2 separate regions of the Homo sapiens genome follow, and region 1 is linked to region 2. A link is a contact called in ENCODE Hi-C or POLR2A ChIA-PET data. All regions are on one chromosome and are shown on one strand. Each heading gives the region's core, a stretch centred on a gene start or an enhancer-like site at or near the end of the contact. The rest is flanking DNA. Distances are from core to core; before and after follow the strand shown. Region 1 overlaps SGTA (small glutamine rich tetratricopeptide repeat co-chaperone alpha). Region 2 holds the start of LINC01775 (long intergenic non-protein coding RNA 1775).

Region 1 (2,700 bases), core at 120-2,619, 310 kb before region 2:
CCCCCCCCCGATGGGGAGGTGCTGTCGCCATCCATGGGGGACAGAAGAGGAAACTGAGGCTCAGCAGAGTTAAGTCGCTTCCCCTAGGTCACACTGCCAAAAACAGCCAACCGAGGTCTATGCCACGAGACTCACCACGAGGAATCATGATTTTTTTTTTTTGACATGGAGTCTCACTCTGTTGCCAGGCTGGAGTGCAGTGGTGTGATCTCAGCTCACTGCAACCTCCAACTCCCTGGTTCAAGTGATTCTCCTGCCTCAGCCTCCCGAGTAGCTGGGATTACAGGCACGTGCCACCATGCCAGCTAATTTTTGTATTTTTAGTAGAGATGGGGTTTCACCGTGTTTGGCCAGGATGGTCTCTGTCTCCTGACCTCGTGATCTGCCTGCCTCGGCCTCCCAAAGTGCTGGGATTACAGGCGTGAGCCACCACGCCTGGCAGAATCGTGATATTAACAACAGATATCGCAGGGCGCCAAGCGCTGGGCTGACAGCTTCCGGGTTATTTTTTCCCCGACCCCTGACAGCAGCCACAATGGAGCTCCCCATTTTACAGACATGGAGGCGGAGGCTCAGGCCGAACAACCCGTCCGAGCTCACAGGCTTTGCAGGCCACGATCCGGGAACCGCCTGGCCTCTCCCTCACAACCCGGCTGGCTTAAAACAACCAAGATTGATTTCCCTCGCAGTTCTGGAGGCCAGAAGTCTGAGATGAAGGTGCAGGCTGGGCCACGTTCCCTCTGAAGGCCCCAAGGGAGGCTCCGTCCTGCCTCTTCCAGCTGCTGGGGGCCAGCGAGCCTCACCTCTCTTCGTGTGGCCACATGGCCTCAGCCTCTGCCTCCGTCTTCACGCGGCCGTCTCCGTGCGGCCATGTTCAATCCCTGCATTAGGGCCACCACAGCGACCTCATCTCCACTTGTTTCCATCTGCAAAGACACAGACAAGGTCCCGTGCTCAGGTCCCAGGTGGACGTGACTAGCCCAGAACTTGGCTGCTCCAGCGGCGGGGGCGGGGGCGGCTGCTTCTCCACGCAGCTTGTTACATCTGAATGTTTAGAGTCACCATCGCCAGCCTTCGGGGGAAATGGAGGCACAGTGAGGCCAAGCCTTCCTGAGCTGGCGCCTCAAGGCAGCCGGCCAGCCTGCCCCGGGGGAAGCTCACGTCGGGGCTTCCTGCTCAGAGCCGTGAAGGTCACTGTGGCCGAGGCCCCTCCAAGTTGGCCCAGGCACCCAGGAAACCTGTGTGAAAGGTCTTGTACTAAAAAAAGACCTGTCCATAGACTACAGCTCCAGATTCCAGAACAGCCTCTCCTGATGTCACCATCTGGCACCCTTTAGAGCTTTGGCAGGAAACTGCAGGGACCACAGACATGAGCAGAAGCAGCTGTCAAGTCCTGGGAATGAGGAACAAGACAGGGTATCCGAGGGGGGACCAGGCGGATGTCCGAGGGGGAACCAGGAGGGTTTCTGAGAGGGAACCAGGAGGGTGTCCGAGGGGGCATCCAGGAGGGTATCCGGGGGGGAACCAGGCGGGTGTCCGAGGGGGGCACAGGCGGGTGTCCGAGGGGGGCACAGGCGGGTGTCCGAGGGGGGAACCAGGCGGGTGTCCGAGGGGGGAACTAGGCGGGTGTCCGAGGGGGGAACCAGGCGGGTGTCCGGTGGGGGAACCAGGCTGGTGTCCGCTGGGGGAACCAGGAGGGTGTCCGGTGGGGGAACCAGGCTGGTGTCCGCTGGGGGAACCAGGAGGGTGTCCGCTGGGGGAACCAGGAGGGTGTCAGGTGGGGGAACCAGGCGGGTGTCCGAGGGGGGCACAGGAGGGTGTCCGAGGGGGAACTAGAGGGGGGTCTGAGGTGGAATGAGGTAGGTAGGCCTCCCAGGGGGAACAAGACGGGTCCCCAAGAAGTCCCTGGGGGGAGTCCTCTGCAAGTCCTGTGAAACAGTGATACCAGGGCAGGCACACCTGGCCCCGTTGGGTACCTAAGAAATGCTTGCTGACATGCCACAAAAGAGGTAAATTGAGGAAAGGGGCAGTGGCTCTGGCTGAGGACAAGGTCTCTCCCTCTCAGCACTGTGGACATTGGGGCTGGATCGTTCTCTGGAGTGGAGCTGTCCTGGGCACTGCAGGGTGCTGGGCAGCATCCCTGGCCCCCACCCACCTCATGCCAGAAGCAGGGGCGGAGGGGACCTCCGTGGCGCCTCAGTACCACCCTGGGAGTGCTCAGGAGGCCCTGGGAGCACGCGGGTTCTCTAGGGCAGGCCCTGCTTGCCTGCTGGCCTCACACTTTCTGGCTGTGTGCATAGCCGGATTGGTGAGCTCTGGGCCTCAGGTCATCATCTGTGAAATGGGCGTATTAAGGCCTTTCTACCTGGGCTGTCCTGGAGCTGAGATCAGCCAGCACCCTTAAAGTGAGGCCCAGCTAGTTAGGGGCAGGCCTGGGGTGCCTGGAGTGGGGAGTGTGAGGGGGCCTGATGGGGGTTTTTCCTGCACCCCCAGGTATCACCTCTTCTGGGCTCAAGATGGACAACAAGAAGCGCCTGGCCTACGCCATCATCCAGTTCCTGCATGACCAGCTCCGGCACGGGGGCCTCTCGTCCGATGCTCAGGAGAGCTTGGAAGGTAGGTGGGTGCCTGCCACTTCCCCCTCTCCCCGGGCAGCGGCCAGCACAGTCGCCTCGTGTAGACACCTGGTGTGTAGATGCC
Region 2 (2,700 bases), core at 72-2,571:
GTCACAAGGTTCCAACTCCAGGGTCCTGAATTCTGATCTTAGATACCAGGTTTGGCCTTCAAGTTCTGGAATCTATGTTCCAGAATTCGGCTTCCCAAGACCCACAGCCCAGAATCCAGGCTCCAGAATTCAGGCTCCCCGAGATCCAGGCTTCAGAATCCGAGCTCCCTCAGACCCAAGCTCCGAATCCGGGCTCCCTGAGATCCAGGTTCCGGAATCCGGGCTCCTGGAGATCCAGGCTCCGGAATCCGAGCTCCCTCAGATCCAGGTTCCGGAATCCGGGCTCCCCGAGATCCAGGCTCCGGAATCCGAGCTCCCTCAGAACCAGGCTCTGGAATCCGGGCTCCTCCAGATCCAGGTTCCGGAATCCGGGCTCCAGGCTCGCATTCCGGGCTGGGAGCCAGCCACAGCCGTTAGGCTGAGATTTTTAAAATCTGGCGCCAAAATCCACTCCCCGGGTGGGAGTGGCGGTGCCGGGTGGAGGTCAGTGGAATGGACGGGTCGGGACTGGGGCCCTCACGGGCTGCATAGTCCCAGGGTCCGGGATTTCTCTCCCGCGGCCCCGTACCCTCTCCCCAAAAGCAGACAGCAGTTGGTCACTAACTTTCTTTTCTTTTCTTTTCTTTTTTTTTTTTTCAGACGAAGGTTCGCTTTTGTAGCCCGGGCTGGAGTGCAATGGCGCGATCTTGGCTCACTGCAACCTCCGCCTCCTGGGTTCAAGCGATTCTCCTGCCTCAGCCTTCCGAGTAGCTGGGGTCACAGGCGCCTGCCACCACGCCCGGCTAATTTTTTTTTTTTTTTTTTTAAGTGGAGACGGGGTTTCGCCATGGTGGTCATTCTGGTCTCGCACTCCTGACCTCAGGTGATCCGCCCGCCTCGGACTCCCAAAGTTGGGATTACAGGCGTGAGCCACCGCGCCCAGCCAATTGGTCACTAATTTCTAGCTCCCGGGGGAAAGAGGGTCCCGCGTTCGAATCCCGCCTCCGCTACGCCCCTGGTGCGGATTCCCCGACCGGTCCCTAACCTTCCTGTGCCTCAGTTTTCCATAATGGAAATGGGCCCGGAGCCCCCTGGCGCGTGTGGTGCCTTGGGAGGCCCCTCGGAATGGACGGGGCAGCTTTGCGGGATGCCCCAGACCTCGGGCTCTGGGCGCAGCTGCCAGCAGCAGCCTGGGCGTGGGTGCCCCCGGGGGGACCACGGTCTCAGCTGTCACCGCCCCTCCCGTTCGGCGCCAAAATTTGAAAATTGCCCAGCGCCTCCCAAACTGCGCGCTGGGAGGGGGAAAGCCCCGGGCCCCACCCACGGGAAGCGCGGGGCTTTCTGGGACTTGGAGTCCAGTCCCTGGGGGTCCCGCGGGGATGGCTCTGGGCACCCGAAGCCCCTCCCCAGCGCCGAGACAGGAGGGCTGGGGTAGATTCGAGACCCCGGTTTGCAGAGCGCAAGACTGAGGCCCAGGGCCGCGCAGTCAGGCAGGAAACGGCGCTCCTGGCGGATGGAACAGCACGGGCAAAGGCTGGGTATGGGGGTATGTGGGGATGGAAGTGCCCAGAGGGGCAGCGCGATGGGGTTGGGGGCGGGACCCCGCAGGGCCTCCAGTAAGGGGCTAGTTGGGGGATCTGGTCAGCCAGTGGCCAAGGCCGGTGGTCAGTGAGAAGTTGATGCGGAGCGGGGGGGCGGTTTCAGATCAGTCTGAGGGTGGAGAATAGGAAAAGTGACCCGGCCGGGCGTGGTGGCTCATACCAGTAATCCCAGCACTTTGGGAGGCCGAGGCTGGCAGATCACCTGAGATCAGGAGTTCGAGACCAGCCTGGTCCAACATGGTGAAACCCCGTCTCTACTAAAAACACAAAAATTAGCCGGGCGTTGTGGCACATGCCTGTAGTCCCAGCTACTCAGGAGGCTCAGGCAGGAGAATCACAAGAACCCAGGAGGCGGAGGTTGCAGAGAGCTGAGATCGTGCACTTCAGCCTGGGCTACAGAGCAAGACTCTGTCTCAAAAAAAAAAAAAAGTGACCCCATTTCCCACCCAAACCTCAATCATCCTTCTCCCCTCTGGCCCCGCCTCCTGTAGTATTATTTATTTCCCATTGTGCTTTACCATCTGTCTTTATATTTTATATTCCTCCCTTTATGAGGAAGGAAAACAGTATCAGTCCTCTAAATACGCAGTCACTGCTTAGCTCCCTCTTGCCTGGCTGGTTTATTTGTTGTTTGTTTTGAGAAAGAGTCTTGCAGCTGGGCACGGTGTCTCACGCCTGTAATCCCAGCACTTTGCAGGGCCGAGGTGGGCGGATCATTTGAGGTCAGGAGTTCAAGACCAGCCTGGCCAACATGGTGAAACCCCGTCTCTAGCAAAAATTAGCTGGGCCGTAGTGGCGCACGCCTGTAATCCCAGCTACTCGGGAGGCTGAGGCAGGAGAATCACTTGACCCTGGGAGGTGGAGGTTGTAGTAAGCCGAGATCAAGCCACTGCACTGCAATCTGGGTGACAGGGTGAGACCCTGTCCCCCCTGCCAAAAAAAAAAAAAAAGAGAGAGAGAGTCTTGCGCTGTCATCCAGGCTGGAGTGAAATGGTGCAATCATAGCTCACTGCAGCCTCCACCTCCTGGGCTTAAGCCATCTCCTTGACTCGGCCTCCCAAGTAGCTGGGGATACAGATGCACGCCACCACGACCAACTAATTAAAAAAATTTTTTTGTA

What was found. A loop is a pair of places that touch in the nucleus more often than their neighbours do. ChIA-PET counts read pairs that join two places held with the same protein, here RNA polymerase II (POLR2A). Pooled maps may share reads with other maps.
Region 1: a pooled map shows a loop between it and region 2 (2.0-fold over the local background). The contact joins the enhancer-like site here to the promoter of LINC01775 in region 2. A Hi-C loop is called at or near these places in 3 of 168 maps with a recorded cell type or tissue (GM12878, heart right ventricle and thyroid gland) and 4 of 50 pooled maps. POLR2A ChIA-PET finds 5 or more read pairs at or near these places in 4 of 52 experiments (AG04450, T-cell, WTC11 and 1 more).

Annotation. Positions count from the first base shown.
Region 1 is chr19:2,768,885-2,771,584 of GRCh38, reverse strand. It overlaps SGTA (small glutamine rich tetratricopeptide repeat co-chaperone alpha), which reads left to right. Exons shown (of 12, transcript NM_003021.4): 2 at 2,494-2,616. The coding sequence starts at 2,517. Among named protein-coding and RNA genes, the nearest start is that of SGTA, 13 kb to the left of the region's middle. RefSeq lists an enhancer at 2,320-2,700. Within about 2 kb of position 1,369, at least 12 of the 41 ENCODE cell types and tissues checked have a DNase peak (open chromatin) inside an H3K27ac peak, as active enhancers do; they include heart right ventricle, where a contact is called at or near this core.
Region 2 is chr19:2,460,806-2,463,505 of GRCh38, reverse strand. It overlaps LINC01775 (long intergenic non-protein coding RNA 1775), which reads left to right and starts at 1,321. Exons shown (of 2, transcript NR_134931.1): 1 at 1,321-1,525. RefSeq lists a silencer at 1,065-1,134.